2 separate regions of the Homo sapiens genome follow, and region 1 is linked to region 2. A link is a loop called in an ENCODE intact Hi-C map of the cell type or tissue named here. Cell type or tissue: GM12878. All regions are shown on one strand. Each heading gives the region's core, and the rest is flanking DNA. Links, peaks and the distances in the headings are about the cores only.

Region 1 (8,000 bases), core at 1-8,000, 67 kb after region 2:
TTCAACAGAAATAAAGTTACTGTCCAATTACTATAAACATTTTAAATACTCACTGTTGATTTCTGTGCAGATGCCATCACACCTGCTTAGTTCATTCTCATTTATCACCCCCTATAGGACAGCTTTCAACTCCCAGGAGAAACGAGTTCTGATAGTGAACTGTAAAGAGAGGGGGTCCTTCAGACCTCGCCAGCCACCAAAGATGGCCTGAGAGCAAGAAACCCGGGGGTCCATTGAGAATAAAAACTCAGAACTAAAGGGCAAATGAGGTTTTACTTGTTTGGGACTAAGTTGGGCCTGATCTTCGACGTCAACGCCAGTTAAGAGTCTAATGCCTGGATTCTCATTCTCACAGTCAACATTCATTGCGCTAGACCACAAGTTCTCACCAAGACAATATCGTCCCCAAGGCAGCAAAAGCTGTTTTTATTTGGTGGTGGTGAGTTGGGGGAGAAAATCTTACTCTTTTTATGTAAAAAAACACATGTATCATTTACTATATAACCAGATATACAGTTTGCGGTTTTAGAATTTCAGAGGGGTGGTGATTAGGAAAACGGCTTTGGGGGGTGGTTTTGCACAACAACAACAACAATAAAACAAGGTTGAAAAAGACTGAGATGTTACATGTGTTCCCCTGTGGAGTCTTTTATGGCTGAAAAGTGTTCTCGTTGGCTGCCCTGGGAACCAAACTAAACCACCATGTATAAGCGGTTTCTAAGGGGACTACCTGCTGAGGTCCAAGTTTCGGACCCAGAAATGGATCTTTGAAATGGGGTCATTTGTAAGCAGACGATTACTTGCAAAAATGCAGCTCTTTCTGTCATGTGGAAAGCTTCAAGTACAAACATTCGTAGAGCACCTTATTTAAGGCACTGGGGGCCCAGTGAAGAATAAGCTTCAGGCCTTACAGCCATATGATCAGTGCAGTGATGGAACTACGTGCCAGGAGATTTGCGCGTAGCATCTTCCTTTCCCCTGCCCATGCTTGCAAGGCAAAGAGCTTTTCCTGAATTTGATAATGGAGTTAAGCTATAGTTTGTTCATTCGACATTGTCGAGCACCCACTAAATGCTAAACACTGGTAGGGTCTAGAGAGATTGGGCTGTCCAATATGATAGCCATTAGCCACGTGTGGCTACTTAAATTGAGATTAATTAAAACTGGCCAGGTGTGGTGGCTCACACCAATAATCCTAGCAATTTGGGAGGCCGAGGTGGGAGGATCGCTGGAGCTCAGGAGTTCAAGACCAGCCTGGGCAACATAGTGAGACCTCATCTCTACAATTAAAAAAAAAAATTAAAATAGATTAATTAAAATGAAAACTCAGTTTGTCAGTCACACTAGCCACTTTCCAAGTGCTTGCTAGCCATATGCACTTTGTGGCTACTGCAGGGGACAGCACAAAAACAGAACGTTTCTATCATCAGGAAGCTCTACTGGGCAGCGCTAGTCTAGAATTTTGTAGCACATGGATAGAGCCAATATGGAATAGTGGTTAAGAATATGGCCTTTGAGGTAAAATGTAGATTGAGATCCCAGCTCTACCACTCACCTTACCAGCTTTATGATCGTATGGTACTTAGCCTTTCTGAGCTATAGTTTTGTCCTCTGTAAAATGGGGGTAATAATGCCCGCCTCCTTGGGTTGTAATGAGAATTAAAGATGATGCATTAACATGCAGTCAATATAGTGTTTATTGTCATCATTATTATTTGTATTATGATTATCATCCTCATCATTATTGACATTACTCGCAGATGGGGTGTTTACAACCATCCAGACAGATATTTTATGGTCATTAAGTTCTGTAATGTTCCTATTTATAGAGGTTTTCAAAGATTAGGCTGTTTCCCTGTATCTGTTCTCTCCCTCTATGGTGGTCACCACCCTTATCCCCAACAATGCATTATAAATCATCCAACAGCCTGGACTTGGGGGCCAGCTCTGCCCCCATGTTGATGACTAGAGAGGTAGAGGGTAACTATAGAGTGGTAACTATACAGAGGTAGAGGTAACTATACAGTGTAGAGAAGTATAATCGTTGATTTGTGTAAATATCTGATATATCCGGGAAATTGGTAGGATGGAGGTGGATTAGAGGAATGGGAAACAAAGACCCGTGCTGAAAGTTACTACAAGATAGTTGCTGTGCTCCAGGACAGAGGGGAAATTGGATGACTACTTGGGGATGTATTTGTTTAAGATATTTTCACCAAGATCTCATTATTATCAAGCCTTTTATTGCCAGCTGAGTCCTGGAGTACAAGCAGAGGCACCAGCCCATGGCCAAATCATTAAGACAAATTAAGACATATTAACATATGCTGGGAACAATTATCCACATAGATTTAATTTGTTTCACTGCTGGAAGAAAATCCTGAGAGAGTACCAAACACATCCCCGAGAACAGCTCTGTAACTACTCTGTGACTCTCACTTGTCAGCACTTCAGGGGCTGGAATCTGCTTAAACTGGACATCTACCAAAGAAGGACGACATATCTGAAAATAGATCCCATATTAGGGCTACAGATGAGTTACTTGGAGTCTGTTAAGGTGGTGATTCTTTTTGTTTCTTTTTAACCTATGCATCTTAGAAATAATTATTACAGTTATCAAAACAATATACCAAGCTCTAAAATGAAACAGGCACATATTTTATAATCATATAATATACTTAGCAAGCTTACATATTTGTATTATGATTTGCTCTTTCTTTAAGAGACCTAAACTAAATATGAGATAGTGAACTTGTTTCTGAATTTTGGCCTTCAATCTCTCTTGACTTTTTTGTTGTTGCTGTTGTCCCTTGCCTAATTGTTATCTTTCATTGTCTTACTGGGAGGAAAAGAAAGACTCTTCAACACAGCAAACTGCATTTTTCTCAAATCGAATAGAATCTATCATCAAGATTATTCTAGAATGTGACTATTGCAGTATGCCCATTATATGGCAATTGCACAATCTTTTCTCAGTGGTTGATGAATGGCGCCTTAACAACATCCTGGGGTAGCTGCTACAGAGGCCAGAGCACCTTCTCTCAAAATATTAACTTCCAAAGGAGCAATCAACAGCCAGAGAAATGGTGTGTTTAGAGTGAGAAATGACTTGTTCTGTCATCATAATGGTGATCACTTCCTTGCAGATTTTCTTCCTGTACATCAAATATGTATGATTATATATGAGAAGCATAAACCCCCAGTCACTTAAAAAAAATGGATAGGCCTTTTAGTGTGGGAAATGAACATAAAAGTTACCTATGCATGCTGATAGCCATACAGGTTTACTGCCTTTCCCTTGGGGTTGCCTTGTGACAACCTCTTCCTTTTTCCTGCTACCCTGTACCTTAGGCTTTGCAAATGGTTATGGGACAACTCATGCGTGTTGAATATGCAAAATCATTTTCTATAATGCTCCTTTGACTCAAAATATGACCCTCATTTTGGAAATCAGGCTTGGTAGTGTCTGAAACCTCCAATGACAGCTTGCCGAAAGATGATTCAGTTGTTTCTCAACTTGGCCCATTCCCCACGTCCAAGTCCAATTGGAGAACGGCTTTTGACTCCGTTTATATGAGCATCTTTGATAGAGAGCAAAGGTTTCTGGCAAGGCGGGATGCCTGCCTTCCACCTCTAATCCAGCTGTCCTTGACACTCCAGACAGCCCTTTCAAATCTGGGCAACACTTAGTCATCTTACTGGTAGCCAAGGACCATTTGAAGTGAGATCTAACAATATGATCGTAAGTCTCTGACATTACCTGTGCCCTGGGAAATTATTTATTAATATCTTTCCTTTTTCAAATAGAAATTTTAAGATGTCTCACAATAAAAGCTATACACAATAAGGTTGTTTACACAGAAGCAATTTGAAAATCATGAAAAGAGGAAGGAAACACACTAACCAGAATGGATAATGACATTACTGTGAATGTGGCCCCGGGACCATTTAAAGATCCAGCAATAAGTGGATCATTAAATACATTCTGGTACAGCCACATGACAGATTACTGAGCCATTAAAATTATCCTCAGGGTGAGTTTGTAACAATGTGGGAAAATGCTTACAACTATAATATTAAGAAGAAGAGAGAGGGTTAGAAACTATAAAATTCTCCCAGCTGTTTACAAAAAATTGAGAAAAATATTAGAAGAAAATCACCAGAATATTAACTTGGTTGATGAGATGATGTGATTTTTGTTGTCATCTTTACCTTTTCTCCTTTTTCAGATAGTTGTAATGAATATATATTACTTTTATAATTGTATATAAACATTATTTTTTCCAGTTAAGCCTAAGCTTCCTGACAGAAAAGGCAGAAAGGAAAACTATCATGAGTTACATGATTCTCAAGTGTTAAAAAAAAAAAAAATCTCAGGCAGGACATGATGACTCACACCTGTAATCCCAGCACTTTGGGAGGCCAAGGTTGTGGATCACCTGAGGTCAGGAGTTCGAGACAAGCCTGGCCAACATGGTGGAACCTCATCTCTACTAACAATACAAAAATTAGCTGGGTGTGGTGGTGTGCACCTGTAATCCCAGCTACTCGGGAAGCTGAGGAAGGAGAATCGCTTGAACCCAGGAGATGGAGGTTGTAATGAGCCGAGATCACACCATTGCACTCCAGCCTGGGTGACAGAGTAAGACTCTGTCTCAAAACAAACAAACAAACAAACAACAACAACAACAAACGATCTCAGTTCTTTGAGATAAATTTTTCCTAGATAACTGAATTCCAAAGGAGGTTTATCACAAGGGATGTTGAATGATATAATACAAATCTTGGTAAAGTTCTTAGTGCAAATGTGGGACAGGGACTCCTTATGATTATTTCCTGACCAACTCCAGGAAGATCTGAAGGCAGGACACTCCTGGAGGTGAAGGCTGTGGGAAGCTGCCTGCAGGGGAACTTGCACCTGACTGGGCTTCCCTCTCTTAAATCTGTTTGGAATTTTGAAGTGTTGCTTTTGCCCATTGCATGTTATTGCCCATTGTCTGTAGATGAGAACGCCTCTCAGCTCTTTATTTCACAACCTGAGGATTAAATCGCGGGTCCTGGAAACCTGTCTTTTAAAATTAATGTAATTTGATTTCTGTCTCCCCTTCAGGTGTTGCTGCACTGGATTCCAACGTATCCGGAAAAATTGGTCTGCGCGCTGTCGTGTATTATTTCTGTACCACTCTCATTGCTGTTATTCTAGGTAATACTTATTTCTGAATCCTTACTACTTTATGTAATGGTGATTTTTTCATTCGAAAAGTAGTTGGTGGCCAGATGCGGTGGCTCAGGCCTGTAATCTCAGAAATCTGGGAGGCTGATGTGGGCAGATCCCTTGAGGTCAGGGGTTTGAGACCAGCCTGGCCAACATGAAAACCCGTTTCTACCAAAAATACAAAAATATTAGCCGGGTATGGTAACATGCGCCTGTAGTCCCAGCTACTTGGGAGGCTGAGGCAGGAGAATCACTTGAACCTGGCAGACAGACTTCAAAGGAAAAACTTTATGGTACTTTGACAATACTACTTTCTGATTTTAAAAAATTGTATGTTAAGAAAAGCTCAACTACTTTTTAAAATATGTATTTTTTTAATTAAAAAGAGACGTGGGGAGTCTTCTATGTTGCCCAGGCTGGTCTTGAACTCTTGGGCTCAAGGGATCTGCCTGCCTCAGCCTCCCAAAGTGCTGGAATTACCGGCATGAGCCACTGTGCCTGGCCCTAACTACTTTTTTTTTTTTTTTTTTTTTTCAAGAGGGAGTCTCACTCTTGTCACCCAGGCTAGAGTGCAGTGGCATGATCTCGGCTCACTGCAACCTCTGCCTCCTGGGTTCAAATGATTCTCCTGCCTCAGCCTCCCGAGTAGCTGGGATTACAGGTGCACACCACCATGCCCAGCTAATTTTTGTATTTTTTAAATAGAGACAGGGTTTCACCATGTTGGCCAGGCTGGTCTTGAACTCCTGACCTCAGGTGATCTACCTGCCTTGGCCTCCCAAAGTGCTGGGATTACAGGTGTGAGCCACCATGCCCAGCCACTTACATAATTCTTAAAGTGGATGATTGGTCTATAATAGTGGAGTTGAGTATAATTATAAAATATTTCCAGAAATATAGCATTTTAGTGCATTTCACGTAGTAACAAGAGCTAACAGCTAATAGATCCTTGTTAAGGATAAATCCCACTTGTAAGAGGGAGAAAATTCTAATAAGGGAGGAGCTGCTCTTATACCCTTAGCATAGTTTTTTGAAGAATGCTTGGTCTTTGTAACCCTGAGTGACATTTTAAGAAGAATGCCCAATTCCCACCTATGAGTGAGAATATGTGGTGTTTGGTTTTTTGTTCTTGCAATAGTTTACTGAGAATGATGATTTCCAATTTCAACCATGTCCCTACAAAGGACATGAACTCATCATTTTTATGGCTGCATAGTATTCCATGGTGTATATGTGCCACATTTTCTTAATCCAGTCTATCATTGTTGGACATTTGGGTTGGTTCCAAGTCTTTGCTATTGTGAATAATGCCGCAATAAACATACGTGTGCATGTGTCTTTATAGCAGCATGATTTATAGTCCTTTAGATCACATGGACACAGGAAGGGGAACATCACACTCTGGGGACTGTTGTGGGGTGGGGGGAGGGGAGAGGGATAGCATTGGGAGATATACCTAATGCTAGATGATGAGTTAGTGGGTGCAGCGCACCAGCATGGCACATGTATACATATGTAACTAACCTGCACAATGTGCACATATACCCTAAAACTTAAAGTATAATAATAAAAGAAAAAAAAAGAGAGAGAGAGAAAAAAAAAAAAGAAGAATGCCCAGAGGGGGAAGACAGAAGGAGCATATACTCAGATGTGGCAGCAGCTCGGCCCTTGTAGCCCTGCTTCAATGAGCTGATAAGAAGGGGTGGGATGTGGTGAGGCTTTAGTGGTATTAGGCCAAGGGACCCAGGAGGGCTTGAACTGTACCATAAAACAAAACCACATCATCTCATGAGTTTCCTGAGGAAGACAGACACAGAGAAAAAATAGCAATGAGAATCAAGATACTGCTCTCTTATTAGCTGGAGGCGTATAGCCCTTCTACAACCCTGAGAGAGGAAAAGAGTGGGCCATGCCCAGTCATGGCCCCTTATTGCCCAGGAGTTCCTCCCATTAGCAAAATGGACCCATTCAGCATCCCAGAGCCCTACCCCCTGGATTACCATTGCCTCTTCTTGAGGGAGGAGCAATAAAGAGCATGAGGACCTTTTTCTTCTTCACTTCCCTCCAGTCAAACACCCTCCAATGTCTTGGTCTCTTCTACAGCCTCCCATCTTGGCTTGGATACTCAAGTGACAGGAACCCATTACTTCCCAAGGCCACAATGATGCTGTCAGATGCTCTGCCATGTAGACAGTTCTTCCTTACAGAGAGATGAACCTTCTCTCCCTATAAATCCCATCTATTTGTCCTCATTCCACCCCCGGAACAGCATTTTCCTACATGACTGCTTTCTAGATACTTGAAGACCTACGGTATGGAAGGAAGGCAAGGCTTGTTTTGTATGATCCTCAGGAGAATAACCAGCATCTGGGTAAAAGTTGCAGAAAGACATCAGATGCATTCTCTGGGCTAGAAAATGGATCATCCTTACCCTAACACCTTCCTAGGCTGGTCTCATAAGTTCAAGAAAAAGAATATTCTCATCAGCAGGTGTTTCCAGAAGCAATTCTGGGATGCAGCCCCTTCATTTAAAACACACATACACACACACACAGACGCACACGCACGCACGCAAGCACATGGAGTTCTTTCTGCTTACTCATTTAAATGGAAGAGTAATTAAGGTGGCTGCTGAGGTTCCAGAGGAGGCTCAGCATTTTGGCTGGACCTCAGGGTCCTCCCCATCACACTATTGCCTGGTACAACCATGCCCATTGTTCTAAAGGTGCCAGCTGTGCCAGGTGCCCTGGAAGGTTCCTAATGCTCTGTGGACGCTGTTCTTGGC
Region 2 (16,085 bases), core at 8,086-16,085:
CTTCATTGAAAAAAAAAAAAAAACCCACCTACTGGTTTTTTTTCTGAGACAGGTATTGCTCTGTTGCTGAGGCTAGAGTACAGTAGCTTGATCTCAGCTTACTGGAGGTCCGGACCTCGGGGGTTCAAGTGGTCCTCCCACCTCAGCCTCCAGAGTAGCTGGGGCCATGGGCAAGCACCACCACACCTGGCTAATTTTTTGTATTTTTTGTAGAGACAGGGTTTTTCCATGTTGCTCAGTCTGGTCTCAAACTCCTGGGCTCAACTGATCCTCCCAAGTGGGCCTCCCAAAGTGCTGGGATTACAGGCATAAGCCACCTCACCCAGCCCTATCTACTGTTTTATAACTTACTTTTGCATTTAAAAACATAACTAGGCCAGATGTGGTGGCTCATGCCTGTAATCCCAGTACTTTGGGAGGCCGAGGCAGGCGGATCACCTGGGGTCAGGAGTTCAAGACCAGCCTGGCCAACATGGTGAAACCCTGTCTCTACTAAAAATATAAAAATTAGCCGGGTATGGTGGTGTGTGCCTGTAATCCCAGCTACTCAGGAGGCTGACTCAGGGGAATCGCTTGAACCTGGGAGGTGTATGTTGCAGTGAGCCTCGCACCATTACACTCCAGCCTGGGCAACAGAGCAAGACCCCATCAAAAAATTAATTAATTAATTAATTAATTAAAAACATAAGTGTGTGTGTGTGTGTGTGTGTGTGTGTACCGTTTTCCAGTGTAATTCATTTCCCCATGTAATTCCCATGTAATTCAGGTCAAAGCTAAAATATGCTTTTCAATCTCTAAATGATGTCTCATTATCTAGTGTACTTTTACACACTTAATCTTTAGCCAGTTCACTTTACTAGACAGTTAAGTTGTTTCCAGCTGAGCTGGGGTGAAGAGCCCTTGTGCACATCTTTGGGTATTTTTTTCGTTATAAGTTTCTAGAGGTAGAGTGTTTGAGTTAGAGAATACATGCACTTATGACTGATGTTACTAATTGCCTAACTGTCCTCAGAAAAGTCACAGCATTGTCTGGGTCTACCCGCAGGGTGTGACACTACCCATTTCTCCATACCTTCTCTAAGTTTACAATTTATAATGTTAAAAGTATAAATTTTGCAATTGTAAATTTTAAAAAACGTATGTCAAAATATCTTTACCTAGCTGGTAAATATTGGTTTAAACTTGTATTTAGTTCTAGTGAGATTGAAGATTTTTTCATGTTTTAATATGTATTGACTATTTGCATTTATTAATTTAAATGGTATCTTCAGATAAGAAAATTGAGTTTCAGAAAGTTTAAATTACTTGGTCAAGGACATACAGCTTGTGTGAGGCAGACAGAGAACTTTTCTTTCATATCCTAAAATGAAATGGAATTTTTCTTCAATTTGTCAGAGTGAGCAATAAAGCCCATGAGGTAAAGTTCTATTGAAGCCAAGAGTTCAAGGTCATATAACTAATAGATAAGTTCTTTCCAGCCATAGTATCTTTATAAAATATTACTTGGAGAATTGTCGTGAAAGTTTAATGAGTTACAGTTCTTTTCTTCTTCAATTTATAGTTCCAAGATAAGTTCTATCTAGACTGAGATTGGAAGATGAAGAGACTGTTAAAAAGTGTGTCTAGCTGCGCTGACACCATCTTTCTCCCCACCCATGGGTCACGAAAATCCATGCAGCTGAGATGCTGAAGGAGACTCTGGTACTCCATGACCTCCTCCTCACTTGCCACCGCATGAGGACAAAGCAATCAACCATAAATGTTTTATGATGATAGAATACAACCAGGCAACTATTTCTAGAGATACTCAGAAGCTGATGTCTTACTTTTTGTTTCTGAATGCCCTTTTCATTTGTATCCTAATTAATATATGGTCTGTTGATGTAACTTTTTGTGGCAAAGTCAAAGTCTCCTTCCTTTAGTAACTAACAGGAGAGGCCATGAGTCAACTATTTTTTAAAAAGGGAAAAAAATAACAACAAAGGAAATACCAGAATCACTTAAGTCTTTAAAAAGCAGCAACAGCATACTAGCAAAATGTAATTAATAAAAACTAGCCAAAGGTTTATTTGGATGGTGGAATTTGAAGGACTTAGGGAAAAAAAGAGAGAAGCTAACATTTATTGGAAGGAAAAAAACATTCTAACAAGTCTTTCAATTTGGCTTGGAGAAAGAACTTTTTCTTCCAGGAGCTGAGTGGCCAAGTTCTTTCAAGTAGAGCTTGCAAGGGAAATGCCTCTCAACTTTTGTTCAATTTGAGATCATTTGTGTCCATGACTATTAGAGGACAATAAAGTAAAAAAGAATCGAAGTTAAAGATTAGTATCACTAGACATCCCCCCAAAGTGATGCTTCATATACTATATCTTGCTTTAGGCAGAGAAATGCCGTAAATTGGTTGCAAGCAGCAGTTACAGAGGATTCAGGAGTTCAACCACTGCCGCGTGAAATGTATTTAGTGCCCAATGGAGCACAGCACATTAGAGACCAAAGTGTCTGCTGGACACAGGTGAATGGACTCTTAAAGACCTTGCACAAAATACAACATGTAACTCGGCTAGTTTTTTTTGTAACAACTCTATATTTGTTCCTTACATAAGAGGTGTTGGTGGCTGGGTGCGGTGGCTCACGCCTGTAATCTCAGCACTTTGGGAGGCCAAGGTGGGCAGATCACGAGGTCAGGAGTTTGAGACCAGCCTGACCAACATGGTGAAACCCCATCTCTACTAAAAATTCAAAAAAATTAGCTGGGTGTGGTGGTGCACGCCTGTAATCCCAACTACTCAAGAGGCTGAGGCAGGAGAATCACTTGAACCTGGGAGGCGGAGGATGCAGTGAGCCGATATCATGCCACTGCGCTTCAGCCTGGGCAACACGAGTGAGACTTCGTCTTGGGAAAAAAAAAAAAAAAAAAGAGGTGTTGGTTAAGTGCACAAATTCTAGAGCCAGACCATCTGGCTCAACCCTTTCTCCTCCTGTTACTGACAGGGAAAACTTACACAAGGAGCTGAATCTTTTTGTGCTTCAGTTTCCTCAGCTGTAAGATAATGATGATAAGCCATCATATCTCATTTGATTCTTCCAGCAGCCTCATGAAGAAACAATAATCCTCACCTCACTGAGATACTGAGAGGACCAAGTGAATTAGTTTGGGCCAAGTGCTTAGAAGAGCGCCTGGTATATAAGTGCTTTGTGTTTGCTTTTGTTGTTGTTGTTGTTATTACCAGCTAAAATGGAACTTCTATGTAGCAATAGTATAAATATAGTTTAAAATCCACTTGGCCCGCTGAAATTGCCTTTGCAAAATTATAACAGTAAGAGAAATCTGACATAGCTGACTCTACTTGGCTTCTAACCTCTAAGCTATCCTTGTTCATTCCTGGGCATAAGCCAAACTAACTTTTTTTTTTTATTTTTTTTATTTTTTTGAGACGGAGTCTCGCTCTGTCGCCCAGGCTAGAGTGCAGTGGCATGGTCAAGACTCACTGCAACCTCTGCCTCCCAAGTTCAAGCGATTATCCTGCCTCAGCCTCCCGAGTAGCTGGGACCACAGGTGTGTGCTACCATGCCAGGCTAATTTTTTTTTTTTTTTTTTTTTTTTTTTTTTTTGAGACAGAGTCTTGCTCTGCTGCCTAGGCTGCAGTGCAGTGGCTCAGTCTCAGCTCACCTTAACCTCTGCCTCTCGAGTTCAAGCAATTATCTTGCCTCAGCCTCCCGGGTAGCTGGGATTACAGGCCCTGCCACCACACCTGGCTAATTTTTGTATTTTTAGTAGGGACAGGTTTCACCATGTTGGCCAGGCTAGGCTCGAACTCCCGACCTCAGGTGATCCACCCACCTTGGCCTCCCAAAGTGCTGGGATTATAGGCGTGAGCCACTGTGCCCAGTGTAGGCCAAACTAACTTTAGGAGGAAGTTATAGTTTAACCTTAAAGTAAAGATAGTAATAGCCCTTCCCAAAACTATCCCTTCCTCATTGGAGGTCAGGAATCGTCTTTGTAGAACCAATGAAAAGACACAAGATTAGGATTATGAAGGGAGCCTGAATTCTGCTAAGTTGTAGGCATAAATTATAACCAACCATCGGTCCAGAGGACACAAGATTTGTAACTTCTCCAATTTACTCCTGTAGATAACATCATCATTATTGTAGAACCTAAGATTGGTTTTCTTTTTCCTTTTTTTGGGGGGGTGGGGGTGGTGGGGGGACAGGGTTTCACTCCCGTCGACCAGGCTGGAGTGCAGTGGAGCCATCTCGGCTCACTGCAACTTCTACCTCCTGGGTTCAAGCGATTCTCCTGCCTCAGGCTCCCGAGTAGCTGGGATTACAGGCACTCACGACCATGCCCAGCTAATTTTTGTATTTTTAGTAGAGACAGGGTTTCACCATGTTGGCCAGGCTGTTCTTAAACTCCTGACCTCAAGTAATCCATCCTCCTCGGCCTCCCAAAGTGCTGGGATTACAGACGTGAGCCACCGCGCTCAGCCCTAAGGTTGGTCTTCTGAGATGTTTTTCAGACTTGGATTTCTGAGGACTGGCTGACTACACTCAGATCCACAAATCAACCAGTCCTGTAGCCCCACCCCAGAGACCGACTCTGCATAAGGACCACTTTCCACACCCCTGTGATTTCATCTTCATCCAACCAGCAGCATCTGTTCCCTAAATCCTGACTACCAAGTTATTCTTAAAAACTCCAGCCTCCAAATTTCCAGGGAGGCTGATTTGAGTAATAACTTCCTGTCTCCCCATGTGACTAGCTTTGCATTAATTAAGCTCCATCTTTACAACAATACCAGTGTTTCAGTGAATCAGCTCTACCTGTGCGGCAGGCAAGAACCCATCAGGGGATTGCACTACCAGTGATCTACTTTTGAGACTCCTGCCTCTGCTTTTTTTTTTTTTTGAGACGGAGTTTTGTTCGCTCTTGTTGCCCAGGCTGGAGTGCAATGTCGCAATCTCAGCTCACTGCGACCTCCGCCTCCCCAGATTCAAGCAATTCTCCTGCCTCAGCCTCCCAAGTAGCTGGAATTATAGGTTCCTGCCACCATGCCCAGCTAATTTTTTGTATTTTTAGCAGAGATGGCGTTTCACTATGTTGGCCAGGCTGGTCTCAAACTCCTGACCTCAGGAATCCACCCCCCTTGGCCTCCCAAAGAGGTGGGATTACAGGCGTGAGCCGCCGCACCTGGCCCGACTTTTGCTTTTAGTCGGGGAGATTTTTATTATTTCAAAATGTTTGTATATATTGAAATTTTTAAAATCTTTTATATTGTACTATTTTCAATGCATAATTTAAATGAACATAAAACAAGTATGCACTATAGGAGCTTTAGGTGTTGTTGGGCTCAGAATCCAATACCCCAAAATATGGCATTTTGACATGTTGACATGGAGAAACCTCAAGGTCTCTCTGACTTCCCCTGCCACCGTCTCCCACAAAGAAGTGGAAGTTCCTTTATCTGCGTAAGATTCAGACCCATCAAAGAAAGTAATTGCTTGTTCTTCCCCTCCCTGTAAGACCAAGAATGTAACCACACCTGAACACTTTCACTATCAAAGAGAACTATTCACACATTAATCTCTGTTCAGAGATCCATTCATTCTCCCTAGTAATCCCCTCAGCAATTCCTCTTCTCTTCACCTCCCAAAACCTGTTTTACCAGGATTCAAGCCCCCATTCTTTCTGTAACCTCCAGATAGTATATAAACTTCTGGACCTCATTGGGAGGCTAGGTCTTCATTTTGAAGTCTCCCGTGTGTATACGTTCAATACATTGGTATGCCTTTTCTCCTATTAATAAATCTGCCTGTCAGTGATTTTGAAGCAAACCTTCAGGGGACCAAGGGCCTTGGTCCTCCCAGTGTGAAAGTGCAATGGGTGATGTAAGGCCTCTTGTCACCCAGGCTGGAGTGCAGTGGTGCAATCATAGCTCCCTGCAACCTCAAACTCCTGGGCTCAAGCCATCCTCTTGCCTCAGCCTCCCAAGTAGTGAGGACTACAGGCATGTGCCATCATGCCCAGGTTATTTATTTATTTTTTTAAGTTTTGTAGAGCCAAGATTTCACTAAGTTGCCCAGGTTGGTCTCAAACTCCTGGCTTCAAGTGATACTTCTGCCTCAGCCTCCCAAAGTGCTGGGAATATAGGTGTGAGTCGACACTCCCGGCTCTATGGTAGACACTTTGGAAATGCAAAAAGTAGAAGGCAAAGAAGACCATTGTTAAAATTTTGACATATTTCTTTTGTCATATTCTCCACCTACTGGGTTCAAGCGATTCTCCTGCCTCAGCCTCTCGAGTAGCTGGGATTACAGGCACCCGCCACCACGCCTGGCTAATTTTTGTATTTTTAGTAGAGATGGGCAATTCCTGATGATCAATGAGCAAGAGTTCTCGTGGGTCTGAAGGGGTTCAGAGTGTGTTAATGACAGGCAGGTGTTAAAAGATGGTGTTAAGAGATGCCTGTCCAGGTTGACTCCAAGTAAAATTGGTGGTGATATTTGTTTTGTGCCAGGGAGTGTTCTAAGCCTTTCACACAGATTATTGTATTAAATTATTAAAATACCTCCATGAGGTAAAGATAATTAATGCCCCCATTTTACAGATGAAGAAACTGAGACATAAAAAATTTAAGCCAGGTGCCCAAGGTCACCAAGCTGATAAGTGGTGGTGCTGGGATTTAAGCCTAAATACTTTACCCCGAGAACCCTAGTGTAATTGTCTTATTACAACCCAGAAAGTTGTGATGTACACATAGTTCCTCAGATGCTTCCACTTTTTTCTCCCCTCAGGAATGTTTATTTTGTAAATACTGCCCTATCTACAACTGTAATGAGCATGGGTATGCTTATGGTCAACACTTTTTTTTTTTTTTAAATAGATAGAGTCTCGCTCTGTCACCCAGGCTGGAGTACAGTGGTACAATTATAGCTCCCTGCAACCTCGAACTCCCGGGCTCAAACTATCCTCTTGCCTCAGCCTCCCAAGTAGCAGAGACTACAGGCATGTGCCATCATGGCCAGATTATTATTATTATTAAGTTTTGTAGAATCAAGATTTCACTAAGTTGCCCAGGTTGGTCTCAAACTCCTAGCCTCAAGTGATCCTTCTGCCTCAGCCTCCCAAACTGCTGGGAATATAATTGTGAGCCAACACGCCCAGCTCTATGGTAGACACTTTGGAAATATAAAAGATAGAAGGCAAAGATGACCATTGTTAAAATTTTGGCATATTTCTTCTGGTCTTTTTTTCTAAGCACATGGTTTTATTTCGTCTGTTTGTTGGTTGGTTGGTCGGTTTAGTTTTTGTAGAGACAGTGGTCTAATTATGTTGTCCAGGCTGGTCCTAAACTCCTGGGCTTAAGCAGTCCTACCATCTCGGCTTCCCAAAGTGCTGGGATTACGGGTGTGAGCCACTGCACCTGGCCAATATGTTTATTTTACACACATGTGATCAAATTGTACATGCAATTTTAGTATTTCTTTCTTCCCTTTATATTTATAAATATAGATTTATAACATGTGCCATCCCATGCTGTTAAAAACTTCATAAACTTCCTTTATGTAGGCTGCATAAGGTACTGTTGCTTGGCAGTTCCATAATATATTTACCATTCCATTTATGTTGGACATTTGCGTTTTTTCCAGCTGTTTTTTTACTGTGGGACAAATCTGTTCTCTCGCGCACGCTCTCTCTCTTTTTTTTTTATGAGACAGGGTTTCCCTCCGGTCGCCCAGGCAGGAGTGCTGCAGCGTGATCTCGGCTCACCGCAACCTCCACCTCCTGGGTTCAAGTGATTCTCCTGTCTCAGCCTCCCGAATAGCTGGGATTACAGGTGCATGGCCCTAAACCCGGCTAATTTTTGTATTTTTGGTAGACGGGATTTCCCCATGTTGGCCAGGCTGGTCTCGAACTCTTGACCTCAAGTGATCCGCCTGCCTTGGCCTCCCAAATTGCTGGAATTACAGGTGTGAGCCATCGCGCCCGGGACTATTCTCCCTTTCTTGATAGTTTCCCTTCTGACATTTCCTTCCTTCTTTCTTTCTTTTTTCTTTTTTTTTGACAGTCTCGCTCTGTCGCCTAGGCTGGAGCGCAGTGGCTTGATCTCAGCTTACTGCAATCTCCACCTTCCAGGTTCAAGCGATTCTCCTCCCTCAGCCTCCCAAGTAGCTGCGACTACAGGCACGTGCCACCACGCCCGGCTAATTTTTTTGTATTTTTAGCAGAGACGGGGTTTCACTGTGTTAGCCAGGATGGTCTCAATCTCCTGACCTCGTGATCCGCTCGCCTCGGACTCCCAAAGTCCTGAGATTACAGGCAAGAGCCACCGCACCCGGGTCCCCTTCTGACATTTCTTCAGATCTTCCTCGGACACCCAACGACCTTAAAATCCCTCTAACCTTCTTTCTCTCAAAGTTTACTTTCTATAAAGAGCTGATAAACTCATTCATACTAAAGTCTACAGGGTTGTAAATCTTAATCTATTATCGCTTAAAAGATGCTTGTATCAATTTACACCAAAGGGATGAAGCTCTAATTGTGGGGATTTAGTCATCAGAAAATCTAGTAGGGGAAATTCTCCCTACCCACAATCAGAGTAGATTCTACAATAGCAAAAAGGGTTCCAGGCTCACTTAACTTTAGGAACGCTGATAAGAAGACCGCTTACAGCTGCGGAGGTACTGATTTGGTAAAGGGAGGGAAAGAGATTGTATACGTGAGAGTGAAAAAATTGGGTAGAAAAATGGAAGAGCATCAGAAATTCACTTAGCAACACCAAATATATTTGGCACCACTAACCTAGTTTCTCCTGTGTTTGCCTTTCCAATCCGTTGGACCTTAGGGGATGGACCGCCCACTTTCTCCCCAGAGCGGCTCCCGGGTCCGGTTCTCAGTTCTAATCACTGCCCCAAGCCTCCATGCTCCAGGGCCTGTGGTCACAGAGCAAGTCCCAAGGAGCAGAAGTAAAGTTCTAAGAGAAATCACCATCTCCTTGTGCAGGGAACACTCCCAAGCCCAGTGTCCACAGACAAATCACCTCCAGCGACTCGAAGAGGAGAATAATCCCTGTGGGGGCACTGGAGGCTCCGCGTGAAAGTTTCCAAAGCCATGTTCTGCCCCAGGACTCCTTTCTCTCCTCCCAGAAGCTTCAGGCTTTCGCGGCTGCTGGCACATCCCAGCCTGAGTAGCCGAGCAAGAGGGACCCAAGGCAGGATCAGCTTCCCCCGACTTGAAAGGGCACCCGTTCTGCAGGTGCCGGCGCTGGAAATAGCTGGTGTGGAGAACGGAGAGGGAGACGTGCAGGATGAAGTCCGCGCCCAGGAGGGCAGTGGCTCCGCCTCTCTGGGTTAGGGACAGAAGAAAACCCTTAACCCAAAGCCCTAGCATGAGTGAGGCGTGGAAAGCGAGACAGACTCCAGTGGAAGGCTGTGGGGCGGGACTCAGGGTTCCCGGAGAGGCCGCCCCAGCTCCTGCCGCAGCGCTGGGCGCCCTACCACGCCTGCTCCCTAGGGACCCCGGGCGTCCCACGCACGCACCCACCCTCCTTCCCGGGCCTGCCGCTCCTCCCTCCTTCCTCGCTGGTTGGCCCAGGCGCCGCAGAGCGCGGCGGCAGCAGGAGGAGCCGGGCGCGCCTGCCACGCAAAACTACCGGGCTGGCAGGGCGGCGGGCGCGGTGCGCGATCCCGGGTGGCGGCGGCAACGGCGGTGGTGACGGCGGCGACTGCAGCGGCCGGCTCTCACCTCTCCCCTGTGCACCCGCATCTCGCCGCGCCGCCGAGCAGCCAGCAGTCCCCGGGTCGCCCAGCCCACGCGCGCACGGCCGAGCCCAGCGCACAATAGCGGCGACAGCCATGGGGAAACCGGCGAGGAAAGGATGCGAGTGGAAGCGCTTCCTGAAGAATAACTGGGTGTTGCTGTCCACCGTGGCCGCGGTGGTGCTAGGTGAGCGGCGCGGCGGGTGGGCGATGCGCGCACCCTCACGCGCTCTCTGCGCCCAGGCCGCGTGCGGCTGAGGGTGGGCTTGGCGCTGGCGCACTCCATGCAGGGTCCCTCGATGCCCCCTCGGCCTTAGCCTCGGGCCCCCTGCGGGGGCTTTCCCCCAAGCGCTCTAATTACTGCACACCAAGAACAAAGCTCCTCTGGGACTCCCATTTGAGTGCTCCTTGAGCTGCTGGTTCCTGCTCTACCCAAAATGATCAAAGGGGCTTGGGGGTAGAAAGGGAAGCAAGTAGCTCTTGGTTCTGCTCGTTTGAAAACAGGGTTCGATTTTTTTCTTTGTTAATCCCGCACCGTATCTCCCCCTATCACCGCCACCTTCCTCACCCCACACCCCCAGCCTCGCTGCGCGGGCAGAGATTGAGTGTGGATTACAGTTCTCAGTCGAATTGGAAGAGGCACCCTGGCCTCCGGGATGGGCCGGACCCTTAGGGGAGGGAGGCTGAGAACGCTGTCGCCGCTCATCCTGGGCAGTGCGTGGAAAGGTGCCTTCCCACGCGGCGAGCGCCGACTGCCTGCACCCGGGCTCTGAAAAGCTGCCAGATTCGTGCCTGAATTCTGGGATGTGCCACTGTGGCCCGCGGGAGGTCACCGGGGAAGAGAGCTAAGAGAACTCAGCCGTCTCTTCTCCTGCCTTCCTTGCTCTCCACGTTGTTTTTGTATTTAAGATAATGTTTAAGCCATCCTTGCCTGTTTTTAAACAAGGGTGTATTTAAGTGATCCACCCCTCACAGATCACTGGACCAGGTGGATGTCTGAGCCATTGCTCAGAGGTATGAGTTATTCCTATTTAGATTCTGATTTTTTACCAAGGTTGTGTGTTTCTAGCTCCGGCCCGGGGATGCACTTCCTTGGGATTAGCGCCATATCTGTCGCCTTCCCAGTGATAGCTCCTCAGCAGGTGAGGGCTGTTGCACCCTCTGAGGAATGTGGATTCCTCGGCAGGCTCCACCTTCCCCTTGGAAACTGCAGCTGTGTTTGCTGAAAAGGCAAGTGGGGACAGCTTGTTTCCTCCCAACCTCAGGTACCTTCCTCTCCAACTGCTGCTCCTAAATCTCAGAATATATGGTGTTGCTTGCTTCTCCTCCGAACCGCCCCCTCCCCTCAGGGTGGGGATAGGGCATGGAAATGGCCTTTGGAAGTTAATGGGATTCTTGGGGTCAGATTGGATTCTCCAGAACCTTGGGGAAAGGAAAGTCAGGTTTCTAGTAAATAAATAACATCCTGGAATGGCCCTAGCAGAGGCTATTTGTAGGAGGAAAGGAGAGAAGTACAGAAGCAAATCTTGACTATTTCCCCCAAGAAGTGCCAAGTGGTTTTGGAACTTTTTTTTTTCGGTTTTGAACATTTTTAAGGGAAAGTTTATCCTACTCTACCATATTTAAATAGCATACGCTACAAAGAACGACTTGATTTCCTTTAGGCCAAAGAGAAGAGATGGCCTTGTTTGTTTTCCTAGTGATAAGAGTCGAGGATTAATTGTTAAATCTCTTTTTGAAGACTGAGAGATGCCAGGGCAAGGTGGCTCATGCCTATAACCCCAGTTACTCGGGAGGCTGAGGCAGGAGAATTGCTTGAACCCAGAAGGCAGAGGTTGAAGTCAGCCAAGATTGTGCCACTGCACTCCCGCCTGGGTGACAGAGCAAGAATCCACCAAAAAAAAAAAAAAAAAAAGGAAAAGGACTTTTAGAGGGCCAGGCACGGTGACTCACACCTATAATCCCAATATTTTGGGAGGCCAAGGAAGGAGGATTGCTTGAGCCCAGGAGTTGGAGACCAGCCTGGGCAACATGGCAAAATGCCATCTCTACAAAAAAGTACAAAAATTAGCGTGGTGGTGCACATCTGTAGTCCTAGCTACTCAGGAGACTGAGGTGGGAGGATCACCTGAGCCCAGGGAGGTCGAGGCTGCAGTGAGCCGTGATCGTGACTCTGCACTCCAGCCTGGGCAACAAGAATGAGACCTTGTCTAAAAAGAAAAAAAAAAAAGACTTTGCAGGATAAACATTGGCTTGAGTCTCCCTCCTGATTCCCTGTGGAAGTGGAGTTATCCTGCCTTTTCAGCATGGGGCTCTCCAGAGATACTCACTTGCTACCCAAGTGTTGCACACCACTCGTCAGCATGCGATTCACTGGAGACTGGTTTGGAGAAGGTTTTAAGCAATTGTTCCCTGGCCTTTGGAATCAGTTGCGTGAATAAGAAGAAGTACATGCTCATTTTGCAGACATGGCCTTTGGTCTCAGATGGGCACTTTCCTCCAATTTTAATGTCTGTGAGCCCCAAGAGCTTAGTTTGAGTACTTTTCTCCAGAAAGGAAAGTCACCACTTAAAAATCAAGTGCCCAGCTGAAATCTTCCTAGATATTTGTTCCTTCAGATGGCAACAAAGGGCAGTCCTGCTTCTGGTCTGAGAAGTCTCAAACCTAGACCACCCCCGATATGCCCATTAACAGGGGTCCTTTTCTTGTCCTTTTTCTTCAGAGTACTGGGCCTGAGTGGAAACTCATACTTGTTTGTGTAGTCTGTAAGGGCTGATTTGTTTAATTGACAGTGAAATTCCAGTGACTTATAACAGTGGCACTGAGTCTATTCATAAACCCTTGCTAGATAATGATAGTAAGAGCTTATTTTATAACTGCCTTAACTGATCCAGAAAAATCGCAAGAGCTCTAATGCAGCCTCCCTTTTGGACTTTTCAGCATGTGGAACTTAAAGAAGAAAAAAAACTGTGAAATTTATTAACTATCATGACAAAACATCTTCTTCTGATTATAGCCGTTCAAATGTTTGGTCCCTGACCAGGTGCAGTGGCTCAGACTTGTAATCCTAGGACTTTGGAAGGCCAAGGTAGGAGGAATGAGTGAGTTCAGGAGTTTGAGACCAGCCTGATCTCATCTCTATTTCTAAAAAAAATAATTTAAAGAAATAATAATGCAATGAAATGTTCAGTCACTACTATAATTCAGTAGCCCTAATACTTTGAAATATTTGATTATAGAAATAAGAGGCAAAGATTTTTATGAGCCAGCTTAAAGCCTGATTTTTCAAGATACAGCACATGAGGGGAAATGTAATAAGGGTCATCTTTATTAGGTGTGGAAGTTCACTCTTTTCATGGACAAGGAAATGCTAAGAACTAAACATTTCTCAAATTCTTGTTCACAAGATGAAGGGATTCAATAGTTAGGTGACCATCTTTTTAAATTTCTGCGACACCCTACATGGTCCTGAAAATAGTATCTTGGATTTTCACAGGAAAATCCTCTGCTAAAATACCACTAGAAACACTTTCACGGCTTTCATTACAATTCTTATAGGCTTATTCTCTGCTTCCATAGAATGGTAGAATGAGCACAGAGCCTGGAGTGAAGAGTCCTTGGGATTTGAATTCTGGTACTATCAAGCTCTATCATGCAGGCAAACTGTGTATTTCCCTACAAGCCTCAATTTCCTCATCTGGAAATTGGAGATATTACTTATTACTTCGTTTGTTATTAGAGGTGTGAAAGATACTCAGTTGTGTGGCTGGCATATATTCAGCACTCAATAGTTGTTATTTTAAGGTAAATCTGAATAATTTGATTATGAGAAAATTAATATTTTCTTATGAAATAAATTCTCTCATAGTATGTCTCTTTCTGTGTCCTGCTTAGTGTCCCGCCTATAATTTAGGGTGACTCAAGTGTTTTGATGACCTGCTCTGTCTGAGCTAATAACTGTCCCTGTAGTATTATTCATTTCTTTAAAGAGGAAATGGAAAGAATGAATCATTTATTTTTGTGCCCCACCGGCTAATCCTCAATTCATTTAAATATAATATTTAAATATATAATTTATATAAATATAATTTAAGTATGTAAATTCTGAAGGAAGGTTTTATGCTCTAAGTGGGAATTCTGTCCAAGCAGAATTACTGAGTGAGAATTCTGCCAGCCTTCTAATGCGGGTCATCCAATAATGATTATATAGTATATGATGTTGTTAAGGCACTTCTTATATCCTCACCCTATTCACAATATAATACCTAATCTTTCTCTCCAGACCAGTTATGCCATTACTTCTGTCATTTGAAAAATCTGTGATTTCAACTTAGAGCTATTCAGAAAAAGCAATAGGTATTGGCATTTACATGACAGAGCTGGCAAGCTTATTCATTCTAAATTGTTTTCTTTGGAGCGCTAAGGAAGCAATCATGCATAGATTCTGATTCCATTATCTAAAATCAGAAACAGCTCCTTCATGGTCTTAGCAATACCCTTGCCCAGCCTCGTGTCTCTACCCTGGAGCTCATGTAGCGTGCATCTGGCAGTGCTAATTTGAGACGTGGCATAGGCTTTCCCGCTTTGTCTGTGAAGCCCCTGAGGACAGGGCCCAGCGGCGGTTCACGCTGGTTCCAGGCCCAGCCCCTCACCTGCATAGAACCTTGGCTCAGCAGTGTTTAGGAATATCCCTGTAATAATCAACACTTAAGCCATTCATTCATTTAACAGATATGTATCAGACCCCCACTGTGCACCAGGGATTGTTCTACAGCCGGGTCACACAGCATGTCCTCATGGGACTTAATGTTCAAGTAGAGAGAGGTAGACCATAAATAGAATACATAGGTAACCTACTGTATAGAGCATGTTAGATGAGAATAGTGTTCTGGAGTAGTATAGAGCAGGGAGTGGGCTGGCAAGGTGGGGGGTTGCAATTTTAAACAGGGTGACAGGGGAGGCCATACTGAGAAGGTGACAGTTGAATCAAGACGGAGGAGAGGTGAAGGAACAAGTTGCACAGGTATCTGGGGAGCATCCTAGTTTGTGTGAGAAACATCAAGGAGTAGAATGAGGGAGGGAAAGAGTAGGAGGAGATGAAGTGGAGGTGAGGCTGGGGGCAGAGCAATAGGGTGGTTCAGGTCCAAGGTCCAGGAAAGGGGAAATGGGTGCCTCAGCTGAGCAGCCAGGAGTGGAACAGAATGAAAAGACAGCTGCTTGAGGTTAACCTGCAGGGCTTGGCTGGATTTGGTCCAAGGGAGAAGGCAGTGGCTATCTCCAGCAAAACAGAGAGTCCTGGAAGGGGCACCGACTTGGAAAAGAACATGGCATGTTCCACGGTGGACGTGTTGAGTTTGAGGAGCCAGAAGGGTGTTTGGGTAAAGGTAGGCAGCAAACACCTGGCTAAGTGAGTCTGGTGCTCAGGAGACAAATGTGGAGTGGAGTGTCGACTTAAGACAGCATGTCAGGGACCTGGTTAAGGCTTTGGGAATGAATGAACCTATCCTGGGAGAAAAGGGAGAAGAGAAGACCAAAGACAGAGTTCTGGACAACCCCAACATTGGAGGTCTGGGAAGAGAAGGGGCCCACAGGAGAAACCGGACGTGGTGTGATAGAAATTAAGAACAGGAACAGTGATGGGTGAGAGGCTCGGGGGCAGGAGTGAGAGGGTCTGAGGAGGAAGTTCAACAGCGTTGGGGATACAAAGGACAGGGATGTGACCTTCTGGGCTTTTATTTGGAGGCACTTAGGTGTGAAAGAATTCAGAGAAAGTGGAAGTCACGTTTAAGATCCAGAGAGTATTTTTCTTTCTTTTTTTAAGAGACAGGGTCTCGTTTTGTTGCCCAGGCTGGTCTTGAATGCCTGGCTTCAAGCTGTCCTCCTGCCTCAGCCTCCCAAAGTGCTAGGATTACAAGTGCAAGCCACTGCACTCAGCCTTGTTTTGTTTTGTTTTTGTTTGTTTTTTGTTTTTTAAGGAGACTTGAGTCTGACTGAACCTGAAGAGAAGTGATCATTAAAAATAAAAATGCAGCTGAGCATGGTGACTCATGTCTGTAATCCCAGCACTTTGGGAGGTGAAGGTGGGAGGACTGCTTGAGGCTAGGAGTTCAAGACCAGCCTGGGCAACACAGCAGGACCCCTGTCTCTGCAAAATAAAAATTAAATTAGCCAGGCACGATGGTGCGTGCCTGTGGCCCCAACTACTCAAGAGGCTGATGTGGGAAGATCACATGAGGCCAGGAGTTCCAGGCTGCAGGGAGCTTGATCACATCATTGTACACTCCAGCTGAGGTGACAGTGCAAGATCCTGTCTCTGAAAAATAATAATA

What was found. Hi-C counts contacts between places; a loop is a spot of excess contacts. Peaks named below come from ENCODE experiments on the same cell type or tissue, not always from the same donor. Only the 100,000 strongest peaks of a DNase experiment are listed, where the experiment ranks them.
Region 1: it touches region 2 in a loop (4-fold over the local background); 24 of 110 quality-filtered maps call a loop at or near these places.

The regions. Positions count from the first base shown.
Region 1 is chr9:4,556,339-4,564,338 of GRCh38, forward strand. It overlaps SLC1A1 (solute carrier family 1 member 1), which reads left to right. Exons shown (of 12, transcript NM_004170.6): 3 at 5,111-5,203. Among named protein-coding and RNA genes, the nearest start is that of SLC1A1, 70 kb to the left of the region's middle. In GM12878, for the core only: no CTCF peak of the experiment used is centred there; a DNase peak (open chromatin) is centred at 3,393; H3K27ac peaks cover 2,014 bases.
Region 2 is chr9:4,480,828-4,496,912 of GRCh38, forward strand. It overlaps SLC1A1 (solute carrier family 1 member 1), which reads left to right and starts at 9,641. Exons shown (of 12, transcript NM_004170.6): 1 at 9,641-9,943. The coding sequence starts at 9,853. It also overlaps a transcript of GLIS3 not described here. RefSeq lists silencers at 5,904-5,993, 9,439-9,868 and an enhancer at 9,239-9,288. In GM12878, for the core only: no CTCF peak of the experiment used is centred there; a DNase peak (open chromatin) is centred at 9,454; H3K4me3 peaks cover 6,114 bases; H3K27ac peaks cover 4,509 bases.